Linked DNA regions of Homo sapiens: region 1 is linked to region 2. A link is a loop called in an ENCODE intact Hi-C map of the cell type or tissue named here. Cell type or tissue: prostate gland. All regions are shown on one strand. Region 1 overlaps ADGRE5 (adhesion G protein-coupled receptor E5). Region 2 overlaps ADGRE2 (adhesion G protein-coupled receptor E2).

Evidence for each region. Hi-C counts contacts between places; a loop is a spot of excess contacts. Peaks named below come from ENCODE experiments on the same cell type or tissue, not always from the same donor. Only the 100,000 strongest peaks of a DNase experiment are listed, where the experiment ranks them.
Region 1: it touches region 2 in a loop (8-fold over the local background); 13 of 110 quality-filtered maps call a loop at or near these places.

What each region holds. Positions count from the first base shown.
Region 1 is chr19:14,390,711-14,398,710 of GRCh38, reverse strand. It overlaps ADGRE5 (adhesion G protein-coupled receptor E5), which reads right to left. Exons shown (of 20, transcript NM_078481.4): 4 at 7,632-7,787; 5 at 2,238-2,369; 6 at 1,488-1,634; 7 at 907-1,053; 8 at 776-822; 9 at 572-649. Among named protein-coding and RNA genes, the nearest start is that of ADGRE5, 13 kb to the right of the region's middle. RefSeq lists an enhancer at 1,076-2,275. In prostate gland, no CTCF peak of the experiment used is centred here; no DNase peak of the experiment used is centred here.
Region 2 is chr19:14,755,410-14,763,409 of GRCh38, reverse strand. It overlaps ADGRE2 (adhesion G protein-coupled receptor E2), which reads left to right. Exons shown (of 21, transcript NM_013447.4): 12 at 7,065-7,172; 13 at 7,533-7,756. Among named protein-coding and RNA genes, the nearest start is that of ADGRE2, 19 kb to the left of the region's middle. RefSeq lists enhancers at 3,648-4,173, 4,174-4,697. In prostate gland, no CTCF peak of the experiment used is centred here; a DNase peak (open chromatin) is centred at 4,354; H3K4me3 peaks cover 565 bases.

The DNA.
Region 1 (8,000 bases), 360 kb after region 2:
CAACTCCAGGCTCTTTTTTTTTTTTTTTTTTTTTTTGAGACAGAGTCTGGCTCTGTCGCCCAGGCTGCAGTGCAGCTGCACGACCTCGGCTCACTGCAAGCTCCACCTCCCAGGTTCACGTCATTGTCCTGCCTCAGCCTGCTGAGTAGCTGGGACTACAGGCACCCGCCACCACACCCAGCTAATTTTTTTTTTTGTATTGTTAGTAGAGACGGGGGTTTCACCATGTTAGCCAGAATGGTCTCGATCTCCTGACCGCGTGATCTGCCCACCTCGGCCTTCCAAAGTGCTGGGATTACAGGCGTGAGCCACCGTGCCCGGCCTCAACTCCAGGTTCTTAAGTGCTGCACTCTGTTGCCATTATACCTGGTGTGTGTGTGTGCATGCGTGTGTCTTCACGTGTCCGGGTGTGTATGTTTGTGCACATACTGTATGTGGTGTGTGTATGTTATGCGCATGTGTGTCTCTGACTAGAGGCCCCTGCTTGGGTTGGGCACTCTCTCTGGCCACATGGAAGCCTCCGCTAGCTGATTCTACACTGTCCTGGGGTCCCCCAGCATCCTGCCCTTACCTGGATGGTGACCTCGGCTGAGCTTGTCTTGGAGTCTCTGCCCAGGTCCTGGACTTTGTCGAAGAATCGGGAAAGCGTCTGCAGAGAGAGGAGATGTGGGGGTCAGAGAGCCTGGACGGCGGGTGGGAAGTTTAGAACAAGGAGACGGATGCAGTGCTGTGTGGATGGAGTTCCCGCCGCCTCGTCCCTGTGGGGGCCACTCACCTGGCTGTGGACTCCAGGGGGCGGGGTCCAGGTGGAGAAAGTCATATCTGTAGGGAACAAGACAAGCGGCTCATTAGGCCGCTTGTCAGTGTGTGTGCTGGGGGTGGGGAGCTTCTAGGGCCAGGTCATACCTTCACAGACAGTGTCCTTTTGGTTATTCGGGATTCCGTGTCTGGGCTTCCAGCCTGGGCGGCAGCGGCAGCTGTATGAACCCACGGTGTTGAAGCAGACGGTGGAGCTGTCACACTGATGCTGCCCGGAGCTGCACTCGTCCACATCTGAGGACAGGAAGAAGGGGGTCAGGTCCTGTCCCAGCCTGGAGAGGGTCCTGTCTCCTGTCTGTGCCCCCAGCTCATTCCTCCCGGCATTAGTGCCCCCCTTGGAGTGGTGGACGCTGGGTTATGGAAGCGTGGAGAGGCCTGGGCACAGCAGGTGGGCCCCGTGCAGATGAGCAGGTTATGAATATGGTGAAACGCCTTCCTCCCAGTGAGTCATCAGCTGTTGCCTGGGGTCCCCCTGAGCCTTCCCCCTCAGTACCCCAGCTCCTTCCGGAGGACCCTTGCTCTTTTCTCATCTAGCCTCAGAAGAATGAACGAACGCCTGGCACAGCCAGGTGCCTCCAGCGCTCATTCTGCTTGGTTTGTGTGGGCGCCGTTGAACATGTGATCAGATGTTTGTGGGTCGCTAGAAACGTGGGATCTGAGCTCTCGACCTTCACAGACGGTATTGTTTGGGCCATTGGGGGACCCCGGAATCGGTTGCCAGCCCGGGCGGCAGCGGCACTGATAGCTGCCCACGTTGTTGAGGCAGTGGGTGGAGCTGTGGCACGGGTTTTGTCCGGAGGTGCATTCATTCACATCTGAGGACAAAGCCAGAGGGTCAAACCCTGTCCCTGACCAGCCTGGGCCTGCCCTCCACTCACTGCACCCACTCCCCTATCTTTTCATTGCCTCAGACTGAAGACCATTATTGCACATGCCGCCACTTGGTGACCTTCAACTTCACCTTCAAAGCATCTTATGATGGTCTTCCTACCAGATGGGCACAGCAGGGACCATGGTCCCCAGTTTATAGGAGGTGAAACCAAAAGGGAAACTGAGTCATGGGAGCTAGATTTCCATGACTAAAAACTAAAAACTCTCATCTGCTCCCTCCCTGGTCATAGTGGAGATTCCCCTTCTTAGAACTGGAAGTGACACCTTCTTCCACTCGCACGTGACAGATGAGGAAGGGGTGAGGTCTGGGGGCCCACAAGGGCACTCCAGCCCTGAAGGCCCTGCCGCCTCCCTGCCGTGTGGCAGGACCTTCCTGGGAGGTGAATCCTTAGGCAGGGGCTTAGCAGGTCCTTGACCTTGTGGGAACCTGCGGATCTTCCCCCTCCTCCTCGGCTGCTTTGGAGGACGTGCCTCAGCTCCATCCCCAGCTCCCGTCCAGCCTCACGGCGTCTTCCTGGGGCCTCTACCTGTGCAGACCTTCGGATCCTCAGGTATGAACTTGAAGCCAGGCAGGCACTGGCAGGTATAGCTGCCAAGGGTGTTGACGCAGGTGCCGTAGCTTTTACAGAGCCTTGGGTTCTGCTGACATTCGTCCACATCTGCAAGAGGAAGGAGAGGGTGAAGGATGCCCGTAGCTGTGAGCAGCTTTCAGGGCTGAGGGTCCGCCATGTTTCCTGGCACGGAAGCATCTGGAAGGCACCACTGTCTCCTCCCTTTTCCAATCCACACAGAGGCATCCTATGGTGAGGGTGGTGGCTCAGTCCTTCTGTTGTCCAGATGTGGCTGGAAGCAGCCAAGTCCTCCCCTTCTCCTCTGCCTTCCTGGGCAGCTCCAAGCTGGGGTGTCCCAGCCATCTGTGTCCCAGCCTAAGGATTCCGGGCAAAGGCCAGGGTGGGGCCTTCCTGAGAACCAAATGCAGGGGACATGCCGTGCGCCTGGGCAGGACACGTCTTGGTTCCCAACGGTGGCCCTCGGCCTGACTCCCACAGAACGGCCGCTCGCTGGCCAAATTCTCAGCATCCTGGTGGCCCTAGCAGGATGCTGCTCTCCCATCCACACTAGCTCTGAGAGCCCAGCTTCATGGGCATGGACCAAGACCCCTCCCTAAGCCAGTGCCCCCGCGATGCAGGGCAATAGCAGGGGTGGGGAGAGTGCGGGATGATGTGGGACAGGCTAGGGCTGCCCGGACAGTGGGCACCAGGCTGGGGTGAACAGTGGGGGCTGATGTCCAGCCAGGCAGCCCCGAGTCTACAAAGATGCTTTTTTCTGATCCCCAGGAAAGGATCTATGGATATGGAAATAGCAGGATTTGGTGAGAATCCATATCTAAGCAGAACTGGCCGTGAGCGGGGGCCTGTGGCTAGAGAGGGCACAGGTGCCGATGGGTGAGGGGTGGCAGATGTATCTGTCCTCTCATCCCTTGTCATTCCACCAGGGACAGAGACCTGTGGGCCCTGCTGAATGGGGTTCAAGCTTCCATCTCTGTCCTTGAGTGGTCCAGACCAGGACTGACTACAGGAGAGGATCGGGCCTGGGACGATGGTCCCCAGTGATGCTGTCTCTTGCCGGCTAGTCCAGGCTGGAGCCGCCTCCTTCATCCAACCCTCTGAGTGCGTTTTTGTTTTTTTTTTTTTTTTTTGGAGACAGCGTCTCTCTCTGTTGCCCAGGCTGGAGTGCAATGATGTGATCTCAGCTCACTGCGACCTCTGCCTCCCGGGTTCAAGCGATTCCCCTGCCTCAGCCTCCTGAGTAGCTGGGATTACAGGTGCGTGCCACTGCGCCCGGCTAATTTTTGTATTTTTAGTACAGACAGGGTTGCACCATGTTGGTCAGGCTGCTCTCGAATTCCCGACCTCAAGTGATCCTTCCACCTTGGCCTCCCAAAGTGCTGGGATTCCAGGCATGAGTCACGGCACCCAGCCCTCTGAATCCATTTGTGGGGTCCACATCACGCTGCCCACACCTGGCCACAGCATCCTCCCAAGCTTTGGTCATTGACGGTGCGTTCAGGCCCAGGAATTACCAGGGTGGGTTAGGGTGGAGCCTTGGATGGGGAAATGGATGAGGGCTAAACGGCCAGAAAGGTGGTCGGGAGGCATCTTCTCCAAGCAAGGCTGCTGGCTGGAGACAGTTGTCCTGTCCTTGAGATTCCCTCCTCCTGAGTTTCTGGACAGGGTTTTGGGGTTCATTATGGTAGGTGTGGGTGTCAGAGGGGTTCCAGGTGTGGCTGAGCTCATGGGAGCCCCGGTGGCAGCAAGTCTCATCCTGGCAGTCCCCGGCGATGGCGGAGAGGATGGATACTGTACTGGAATGCGCCACCACACGCCATGTCATGAGCCCATGAAATATCCTGAGTGCCAGCCCCCTTTTGTTTTATGCAAATAAGATGCCAGATGGGCAGGGGGATGTTCCGAGCTTCCAAAGTGGCCTCCTGTGGAGTGTCCCGAGTCTCAGGGTTGGGACAAAGACGGGTGATCAGGGGTTTAGGATGGCCCTGAGATGCCTGGAGACAGGGGGGTGAGGAGTGGAGGGAGCCGCCCGAGGTCTCTGGCCTGGATGTCACAGGCCCCATGGGCTGTGACACTGGGTGCACGTGTCCTCAGGTGCAATAGCGAAGCCTGGAGTGCCTTGGGTTAAAGGGAGGGGCCCAGGCCCCTCTGAGCGTCTCACCTCTGGTCATAGGTCCTGCTCCAAACCAGCAGGCTGTTGGCTCCATCACCTGCTTTGATGTCCGTGGAGGTCCCTCTTATCACCTCAGCCCTGCTGTCCATGTCTCTGCCCAGCTGCCTGACTGAGTCCCCTTCTCTCAGCCCAGGCCTGTTTCTAACACAGCAACACACCTCCTTCATAACCACAACCACCATCCCATGCAGGGGGTTCATAGCAGTGGGTGGGCGGCACCCCTAGCCAGAGCACCCTGGGAGGAAACCATGATCACCAAGTACAGCTGTGCAGGTTGCTCACTGCACAGGTATTGGGCCAATGAGATGAGCAGGGGCTGAAAACCAGCCCACTTTTTGTTTGTCAAATGTATCCACCGGGAGAGGGGGATCTTTTTCCAGTTCACATGAAGACTCTGTCTCCTCTGGCCAAGTCACATGCATGTGGGGTAACATGATGTCCACTTGCAAGGGGGCCCTGGGGACTAGCAGTGTGGCGGACAGAAGCCTCCTTCTGGGCTCCACGCAGGTGTACGTCCCAGGTATATGCATCTCTGCCTTGTCCCCCAACCCACCTCCCTCTTTATCCCTCTGTGCTCTGCCTGAATGCAGGGCAGGAGGGGTGGGGCTGGGATCTGGGCTGCCGGCCCTTTCTTCTCTCTGTAGTCTTGAGTCTCATCACCTCCCACCTCTGCACCACTCCTCTTCCTGATCTCGGTACCCTGCACTAACTCCCTCTCTTTGAATGAGTCGCAGCTCCCAGCTGCCCACTGCTGGCTCCCATCTGCCCCTGTGAATCCTGGAAGCCCCTCCCCTGCCCAACCAGCTTCCCTGGAAAATAGGCAAAGCCTGGAGTCCCAGTTTCTCCCGGCCTGAGCTGTGGCCTCAAGCAAGACCATAGCAAAGGCTGTGGCCTCTGCGCAGGGGTAGAGCCTTGCAGCTGCTCTCTGATCTCGCACCCTACGGATACCCATCCTGGGGGCGCATCAGATCAGAATTACAATAAAATCCCCATTAGCCATTGCTGATAGAGTGCATTCTGCAAGCCAGGAGCTTTTAAGTGATTTTTTTTTTTTTTTTTAGATGGAGTCTCGCTCTGTTGCCCAGGCTGGAGTGTAGTGGCGCAATATCGGCTCACTGCAACCTCCGCCTCCCGGGTTCACGCCATTCTCCTGACTCAGCCTCCAGAGTAGCTGGGACTACAGATGCCGGCCACCATGCCTGGCTAATTTCTTGTGTTTTTAGTAGAGACGGGGTTTCACTGTGTTAGCCAGGATGGTCTTGATCTCCTGACCTCGTGATCCACCCGCCTCGGCCTCCCAAAGTGCTGGGATTACAGGCATGAGCCATCGCGCCTAGCCATTTTTTTTTTTTTTTTGAAATGGAGTCTCGCTCTGTCACCTAAGCTGGAGTGCAGTGCTGTCATCTCGGATCACTGCAACCTCTGCCTTTCAGGTTCAAGCGATTCTCGTGCTTTAGCCTCTTGAGTAGCTGGGATTACAGGCATGCACCACCACACCCAGCTAATTTTTGTATTTTTAGTAGACACAGGGTTTCGCCATGTTGGCCAGGCTGGTCTTGAACTCCTGACCTCAGATGATCCACCTGCCTCGGCCTCCCAGAGTACTAGCATTACAAGTGTGAGCCACTGTGCCCAGCCTGTTAAATACTTTTGTAGGTAAATGCCATTACTCCCCTTTTAGCAAGGTGAAAGTAACTTTAACCTTTTAACAAGGTGAAAGTAACCTGTCCAAGGTCTATATTTAACAAAAGTCAAAGCTACTTTTGTTTTTATCTTTAAAAGATAAGGACTCAGCCTGGGCATGGTGGCTCACGCCTGTAATCCCAGCTACTTGGGAGGCTGAGGCATGAGAATCACTTGAACCCAGGAGGCGGAGGTTGCAGTGAGCCGAGATCACACTACTGCCCTCCAGCCTGGGTGACAGAGTGAGACTCTGTCTCAAAAACAAACAAACAAAACAAATAAAAGATAAGGACTCTTTCTTCCCCTTGTCTATATTTTTGTTTTTGTAGAGATGGGGTCTTGAAATGTTACCCAGGCTGGTCTTGAACTCCCAGACTCAAGTGAAGTGATCCTCCCACCTTGGCCTCCCAAAGTGTTGGGATTACAGGCATGAGCCATGGCACCCAACCTATCTTTTTTTTTTTTTTTTTTTCAGACAGAGTCTCACTCTGTCACCCAGGCTGGAGTGCAGTGGCGCGATCTTGGCTCACTGCAACCTCTGCCTCCTGAGTTCAAGCGATTCTCCTGCCTCAGCCTCTGGAGTAGCTGGTAGCTGGGATTACAGGCGCGTGCCACCATGTCTGGCTAATTTTTGTATTTTTAGTAGAGACGGGGGTTTCATCATGTTGGTCAGGCTGGTCTCAAACTCCTGACGTTGTGATCCACCCACCTCGGCCTCCCAAAGTGTTGGGATTACAGGTGTGAGCCACTGCGCCCGGCCAGTTCTTTTTTCATTTAATGTTTTTAATTTTTTAAAATCCTGCCTCCAAGAAAGCTTTGGTTTGATTTTTTCTTTTTTAGAGACAGGATCTTGCTCTGTCACTCAGGCTGGAGTGCAGGGGCTTGATCATGGCTCACTGCAGCCTTGACCTCCCAGCCTGAAGCAATCATCCCACCTCAGCCTCCTGAGTAGCTGGGACTACAGGCGCAGGCCTCTATGCCTGGCTAATTAATTTTTTTTTTTTTGGTATTTTTTGTAGAGATGGGGTTTCACCCGCTTGCTCATGCTGGTCTCGAACCCCTGGGCTCAAACAATCTACCTGCCTTCGCCTCCCCTTTTATAGGGGTGGGGTCTTGCTATGTTGCTATGGGCTGGTCTTGAACTCCTGGCCTCAAGAGATCCTCCCGCCTCAGCCTCCCAAAGCACTGGAATTACAAGCATGATAACGTTATCACATCTCACATGTGGACAGCGGTTTCTGAATAAGTATCCTGGCCAACGTCATACACTTGGTTATCAGGATTTGGCCCAGGCAGCTGGTCCCAGAGTCAGCCCTTAATCCTCACATCACTCTGCCTCTCTGGGGTGGTGGGGTAGGTACATGTGCACCTGTCCCATCTCAGACGCCAGGCACTGACCCTACAACCAAGGCCCTGCTCTCTGGATGCTGCCAGAATGGCTCTGGTGACCCCAAACCTCATGGATGGAAAGTCAGAGGACGTGGGGTGGTTCTTACCTTGACAGGTGTTCTCGCTCTCATTCTTGAATGTTTTTGCCCCAGAAACAGGCTCATATCCCGGGCTGCACACGCAGTCGTAGCTCCCCTCTGTGTTCCAGCAGTCCGAGAATTTTCCGCATGACACTTTCGACGGTGTTGCACACTCGTTGATGTCTGGAACACAACAGGACAGGGAGTCACCTCCCAAAGATGTGAGTTCTGTCAGGGCAGAGACCCCCATCCTGACTCCCCAACATGGGGCCTGCTGCTTAGTATCTTTTGGAAAAAATCTTAAGTTGCACTGCACAGGCTATGCTGCAGCTGGAGCAAGCCATTCCTGAAGACCACACTTGATCTTAGTTCTCTGGCTGGCATCTTAGATTTGGA
Region 2 (8,000 bases):
GATCTCTAAGTATGATTTCTTTCTTGTTTGTTTTTGTTTGTTTTGTTTTGTTTTGTTTTGTTTTTTTGAGACAGAGTCTCACTCTGTCGCCCAGGCTGGAGAGCAGTGACGTGATCTCGGCTCACTGCAAGCTCCGCCTCCTGGGTTGACAGCATTCTCCTGTCTCAGCCTCCCGAGTAGCTGGGACTACAGGTGCCCGCCACCACGCCCAGCTAATTTTTTGTATTTTTAGTAGAGACGGGGTTGCACCGTGTTAGCCAGGATGGTCTCTCGATCTCCTGACCTTGTGCATAATCCACTTGCCTCGGCTTCCCAAAGTGCTGGGATTACAGGCGTGAGCCACCACGCCCGGCCTGCATAATAATTTTTAAAGCATGAAAATGCATATAGCATTAATTTTATTAAGATAAAATTCACATAACATCAAGTTCACCACTTTAAAGTGTCTGTTTCACGTGGGGCGTGCCTGTAATGCCAGGCGCTCACACCTGTAATCCTAGCACTTTGGGAGGCTGAAATGGGTGGATCACTTGAGGTCAGGAGTTCAAATCCAGCCTGGCCAACATAGTGAAACCCCATCTCTACTGAAAATACAAAAATTAGACAGGCGTGGTGGTGCACACCTGTAATCCTAGCTACTCAAGAGGCTGAGGCAGGAGAATCACTTGAGCTTGGGAGGCAGAGGTTGCAGTGAGCCAAGTTTGCACCACTGCACTCCAGACTACGTGAGACAGAGTGCCACTCCATCTCAAACAAAAAAATTAAAATTAAAAATAAAAATAAGAAAAAATTTTAAAAGCGTGTGTTTCGGTAGAATCTAGTATATTCAGAAAGTTATACAACCGTCACCTCTATTTCTAAAATGCTTGCATCAGCCCAAAAGTGAACACTGCACATGGTAAGCAACCACTCCTCATTCCTCCCTTCCTCCAACCCATGGCAGCCGCTAATCTGCTTTCTGTTTCCATGGATTTTCCTAATCAGGATATCTCACATAAATGGAATCATACAATATGTGACCATCTAGTCTAGCTCCTTTCACCTAGCATAATGGTTTTGAGGTTCATGCATGCCATAGCATTTATCAATATTTCATTCTTTTTCATGGCTGAATACTATTCTATTGTATGAATACATCACTTTTTTTTTTTTTATCCATCCATCCATTGATGGACATTTGGGTTGTTTCCACCTTTTGGCTGTTGACAAAAAGAGTCAAACTCTGTAAAATATTTGAAGAGATTTATTGTGAGCTAAATATGAATGTATGACTGACCATGGCCCGTGACACAGCCCTCAGGAGCCCCTGAGAACATATTCCCAAGTGAAGTGGTGTTGTTTTCTGGGGTAATACCTGAGGTTCATTGCCTCATGCCAAGAAAATTAAGGACACAGACACACACCAGGAGTGAGTTTATGAGTGGAGGTTTAATAGGCAAAAGAAAGAGAAAGGAGAACAACTCTCTCTCTTGTGAGAGAAAGGAATGCCCAAATGGGACTTCCCACCCATGCCAGAGGGCACCGGATTTTATAGACAGGCTTGAGGAGGCAGTGTCTAATTTACATAGGGCCCAAAGATTGGTTGGAACAGGTGTGACGTTTACATAAGGTGCAGGGAAGCTGGCTGCCCCACCCTAATCTTATTATGCAAATGGAGTCTTCGCCAGCTCCTTACTGTATACGTGGTTGGCAAAGAGATGGGAAGATGGAGCCGCCATTTTCAACATGCCTAGTCCCAGGTGGCCTTTTCCTATTGGCACAGCTGCCAGCATTCACCTGTGCAGGCTTCCAGCTTGCTTGCCTATGTCTGCAGCTCGATTTTACAGGCTGCTCTTTGTTAGAAAAAAAAAAAATGATATAGGGGCTGATTTTCATTAAAAGGAAAGACTTACCCAGGACTTCCTTACCCACACTCTCTGCCTAAATAATTCCTTTTTAACTTCTATATCACAAGGTAGTCGTGGTACAGCTTGTTGTGATTGTTGTTGTTGTTGTCTTCTGTTGGAGACAGAGTCTTGCTCTGTCAACCAGGCTGGAGTGCAGTGGTGCGATCCTGGCTCACTGTAGACTCCACCTCCCGGGTTCAAGCGATTCTCCTGCCTCAGCCTCCCAAGTAGCTGGGACTACAGGCGCCCGCCACCACGCCCGGCTAATTATTTTGTGTGTTTTCAGTAAAGACAGGGTTTCGCCATGTTAACCAGGATGGTCTTGATGTCCTGACCTCGTGATCCGCCTGCCTCGGCCTCCCAAAGTGCTGGGATTACAGGCGTGAGACACCACGCCTGCCCCCGCAACTTGGTTTTATACATTTTAGGGGGACATGAGACATCAATCAAATATGTTTAAGCTATACATTGGTTCAGTCCAGAAATGCAGGACAATTTGAAGTGGAGGTGTGGGGCGGGTGCTTCCAGATTATAGGTAGATTTAAGCTTTTCTGATTGGCAGTTGGTTGAAGGAGTTATTATCCATAGAAAAGAATGTCTGGAATACGATAAGGGGCTGTAAAGGCTGAAGTTGTATCATCCAGATGAACTCTTCAGGTATCAGGCTTCAGAGAGAATAGATGGTAAATGTTCCTTATTAAGCTTCAGGTCTGTGTTATGTTAAATGCTGGTCAGCTTTTCCTCAACTCCAAAAGGGAGGAGGGCATGACACATGTCAGACCCCCCACTTCCCACCATAGCCTGAACTAGTCTTTCCAGTTAAATTTAGAGTGCCCTGGCCAAAAAGGAAGTCCATTCAGATGGTTTTGAGGGGGGCGGGAGAGGACTTCGAATTTTTTTTTTTTGTTTAGATGGCTGGTGTGAATAGTGCTCTTATGAATATTAGTGGACACATTTTGGGTTGAATAACTGTCTTCAGTTCTTTGGGGTATATACTAAGGAGTGGAATTGCTGGGTGATATGGTAATTCTATGTTCAGCTTTTGGAGGAACCACCAAACTTTTTCCAAAGCAGCTGCATCATTCTAATTCCCCACCAGAAACATACACGGGTTATCCTCTCCACACCTTCAGCAAAACTTGTTACTTCCGTTTTCTTTTGTTCTGTTTTTAATTGCTTTTATTGATACATAAATCTTACATATTTATGGGTACATGTGATACTTTGTTGCTTGCCTAGAATGTGTAACGATCAAGTCAGGGTATCTCAGGTATCCACCACTTTGAGTACTTATCATTTGTATGTGTTGGGAACAATTGAAGTCCTCTTTTGTAACTACTTTGAAATACATCATACAGTCTTGTTAATTATAGTCACTCTGCTCTGCTGTCAAACAATAGAACTTGGGCCGGGCACGGTGGCTCACGCCTGTAATCCCAGCACTTTGGGAGGCCGAGGTGGGAGGATCACGAGGTCAGGAGATCGACACCATCCTGGCTAACAGGGTGAAACCCCATCTCTACTAAAAATACAAAAAATTAGCCAGGCGTGGTGGCGGGTGCCTGTAGTCCCAGCTACTCGGGAGACTGAGGCAGGAGAATGGCGTGAACCTGGGAGGCGAAGCTTGCAGTGAGCCAAGATGGTGCCACTGCACTCCAGCCTGGGTGACAGAGTGAGACTCCGTCTCAAAAAAAAAAAAAAAAAAAAATCTGCTTAATAAGCGGAGAGGTGGCTGGCTTGGTGGCTCACACCCGTAATCCTAGCACTTTGGGAGGTCAAGGCAGGCAGATCACCTGACATCAGGAGTTTGAGCCCAGCCTGGCCAATATGGTGAAACCCTGGCTATTAAAAATACAAAAATTAGCTGGGCTTAGTGACACGTGCCTGTAATCCCAGCTACCTGGGAAGCTGAGGCAGGAGATTCGCTGGAACCCAGGAGGCAGAGGCTGCAGTGAGCTGAGATCGTGCCACTGCACTCCAGCCTGGGTGACAGAGTGAGACTCCGTCTAAAAAAAAAAAATATATATATATATATGTATAACTTATACTTTTTGTCTAACTGTATGTCTCTACCTGTTAACTCACCTCTCTTCATCCCAGTGATACAGGAGTGAAAAAGAAATTATTTAGGCAGTTAGCAAGGGTCAGAGAGTCCTCAGTAAGGTTTCCCTTTTAATAAAAACCAGCCCCCAAATCATTTCTTTTCTAATAACGAGCAGCCTGAAAATTCGAGCTGCAGACATAGAAAAGCAAGCTGGAAGCTTGCACGGGTGAATGCCGGCAGCTGTGCCAATAGGAAAAGGTTACCTGGGGGCCCGACATGTTCAACGTGGGGGCTCCCTCTTCCTTTATCTTTGTCAACCACGTGTACAGTACAGAAGCAGGCAACGTGGAGCCAGCCAGGTAGAGAATCCATTTGCATAATAAAAGATTAGGCTGGGGCAGCCAGTTTCTTCATGCTGTATGTAAATGGCTCACCTGTTCAGACCAATCTTTAAGCCTTATGTAAATCGGACACCGCCTACCCAAGCTCATCTATAAAACTTCGTGCATTTCACCACGCAACCGGAAGACCCACTTGGGAGCCCCTGTCTCTCTGCAGGAGAGGGAGTTATTCTCTTTTTCCTTTTTTTTTTTTTGAGACGGAGTCGTGCTGTGTCCCGCAGACTGCAGTGCAGGGGCGCGATCTCGGCTCACTGCAAGCTCCGCCTCCCGGGGTCACGCCATTCTCCTGCCTCAGCCTCCGGAGTAGCTGGGACTACAGGCGCCCACCACCATGCCCAGCTAATTTTTTTGTATTTTTAGTAGAGACGGGGTTTCACCGTGTTATCCAGGTTGGTCTCGATCTCCTGACCTCGTGATCCTCCCGCCTCAGCCTCCCAAAGTGCTGGGATTACAGGCGTGAGCCACTGCGCCCAGCCAGAGCTATTCTTTTTTTCTTTCGCCTATTAAATCTCCACTCTTAAACTAACTTCTTATGTGTCCACATCCTCAATTTCCCTGGTGTGAAACAGTGAAACTTGGGTATTTACACCACTTCACTAGTGAGATGATACCTCATTGTGGTTTTGATTTGCCCTTCCCTGATAACTAATGATGTTTAACATCTTTTCATGTGTTTGCTCACCATTTGCATGTCATTTTTGGAGAAATGTCTATTCAAATCCTTTGCCTATTTTTAATTGTGCTGTTTGTCTTTTGGTTGTCCAGTTGTAAGCATTCTTTAAACATTCTGATAGTAGATCATCTGAGATGAATGATTTGCAAAATATTTTCTCCCGTTCTGTAGATTGTCTTTTCATTTTCTTGTCTTTTCACTTTAATGAATAGAAGTTTTAAATCTTGAAGACATTTATTTTATCTAATTTTTCTTTTGTTGCATGTGCAATTGGTGTCATATTTAAGAATTCATTGACAGGGGGTGGTGGCTCACGCCTGTAATCCCAGCACTTTGGAAGGCCAATGTGGGCGGATCACCTGAGGTCAGGAGTTTGAGACCAGCCTGGCCAACAAGGCGAAACCCTGTCCTTACTAAAAATAAAAATAAAAATAATTAACCAGATGTGTTGGCACATGACTGTAATCCTAGCTACTCAGGAGGCTGAGGCAGGAGAATTGCTTGAACCTGGGACACGGAGGTTGCAGTGAGCTGAGATTGTGCCACTACACTCCAGCCTGGATGACAGAGCAAGACTCTGTCCCAAAAATAAAAATAAAAAAAGAATTCATTACCGCATCCAAGACCAGGAAGATTTACCCCTGTTTCCTCCTAAGTGTTCTAGTTTTAGCTTCTAAGCTTAGGTCACTGGCTTATTTTGAGTTAATTTTTGTTTGTTGTGTGAGGGTAGGGTTAAAACTTCCTTATTTTCATGTTACTATCCAGTAATCCCAGCACTATTTGTTGAAGAGATTATTCTTTCCCCCATTGTATAGTCTTGGCACCCCTTGTTGAGAATCAACTGACCATAAGATGGATGGGTTTATTCCTGGACTCTCAATTCTATTCTGTTGTGTCCTTATGCCAGTATTACTGTCAGTTTGTAGTAAGTTTTGGAATCAGGTAGTGTGAATTCTCCAACCTTCTTGTTCTTCTTCAAGATTGTTTTTGGGTATTTGGATTCCTTACAACACCATATGAATTTTAAGATGAACTTTTCTTATTCTGCAAAGTAATAATAGGCTAAAATATTGATAGGGATTGCATTGAGTCTCTAGACCACTTTGGGGGAGTATTGTTATCTTAACAATAGAAAGTCTTCCAATCCATGAACATAGGCTGTCTTTCCATTTAGAGAGGGCCTTTTATTTCTTTCAAACACTTTTGTAGGCCAGAAGCAGTGGCTCACGCCCAATATTGTCAGAGGCCACCAAGGTGGGAGAATTGCTTGAGCCCAGGAGTTCAAGCCCAGCCTTGGAAATATACTGAAACATGATCTCCACAAAAAATTTAAAAATTAGCTGGCTGTGGTAGTGAGCACCTGTAGTGCCAGCTACTTGGGAGGCTGAGGTGGAAGGATTGGTTGAGCCCAGGAGACTGCAGTGAGCTATGATCATGCCACTGCACTCTAGCCTGACCAACAGGTGAGAATTTGTCTCAAAAAAAAAAAAATACTCAAAAAACTTTCCTATAAGTCTTGAGTCTCCTTCGTAAAATGTATTCCTAACATTTTTGCTGAAAATTTTTGCATCTATGTCCATAAGAAATATTGGTCTATAATTTTATTTTCTTGTGATGTCTTCATCTGGTTTTGTTATCAGAGCAATATTAGACTCATAAAATTACTTAAATAGTGTTTCCTCCTCTTCCATATTTTTAAAAAGGTAAAAGATTCATGTTCATTCTTTCTTAAGCTATTGGTAGAACTCACCAGTGAAGTCATCTGGTCTGGGCTGTTAGTTTTGAGAGGTTTTGATTACTGATTTAATCTGTTATAGGTCTGTTCAGATCTTCTATTTCTTCTTGAGTTGATTTCAGTGGTTTGTGTGTCACTAGGAATGTGTCCATTTCATCTAGGTTACCTACTTTGTAGATATACAGTTGCTCACACTATTCTCTTCCGATATTTTGTAACTTCAGACTATATATGTATATAGTATATATATTAAGTCATAGTATATCAACCACTGCAGGCACGATTCCTAACCTAACCCCCCTTATGTAATTCCCACAACTCATAGAATTGTCCCTGGAGGTGCAGAAGCAAGTAGACAGGAGTGTCACCTTGAGACAGAATCAGGCAGTGATGCAGCTCGACTGGAATCAGGCACAGAAATCTGGTGACCCAGGTAATGGCTGAGATGGGGAGGTGGTCAGTGAAGCTTCATGGTGGGAAAAGATGCCCAAGAATGTGAAAAATAAGAAATTTAAAGATTAAAGGGAAGTGTGGGATGTTTGGAGTGGGGCTGTAAGAGGAGAGTCCAGCTGAGGAGGAACGGACCTTGTTGGGGACCCTGAGATATTAACCGTGGCCTTGTCCTGCAGGATGTGATACACATAGAACTAAAGATTGAAGGAAAGTGTGGGAGGGGTGAAGCCAAAGGAAGGTAGCCCATCTGAGTAGAAAGTTCTGTGCAGGGCAGAGGAACTCTGGTGTGGACCCAGAGATTCAACCTACTCCAAGATTCAACCTTGGCCTCGCCCTGCAGGCCCTTCTGTGGTGGGCCTTGTCTCCATTCCAGGGATGGGCAAGTTGCTGGCTGAGGCCCCTCTGGTCCTGGAACCTGAGAAGCAGATGCTTCTGCATGAGACACACCAGGGCTTGCTGCAGGACGGCTCCCCCATCCTGCTCTCAGATGTGATCTCTGCCTTTCTGAGCAACAACGACACCCAAAACCTCAGCTCCCCAGTTACCTTCACCTTCTCCCACCGTGTGAGTGCTGGTGGAGTTGGTTGGTGGGTGAATAGTCTGAGTCCGGGCATAGCCTTGCTGCTCAGCTCAGCCCTGGGGCTCAGGGGTCTCTGTTATGGGTACATTATCTCCCCAGGAAAGTCAGTCCTTCCCAAGCCGGCTTTGGGTAAGCATTTCTGAGCATCCGACCCACCAGCTCACACCTGTGTTCTTTTTTTTATTGAGACAGAGTCTCGCTGTGTCAGCCAGGCTGGAGTGCAGTGGC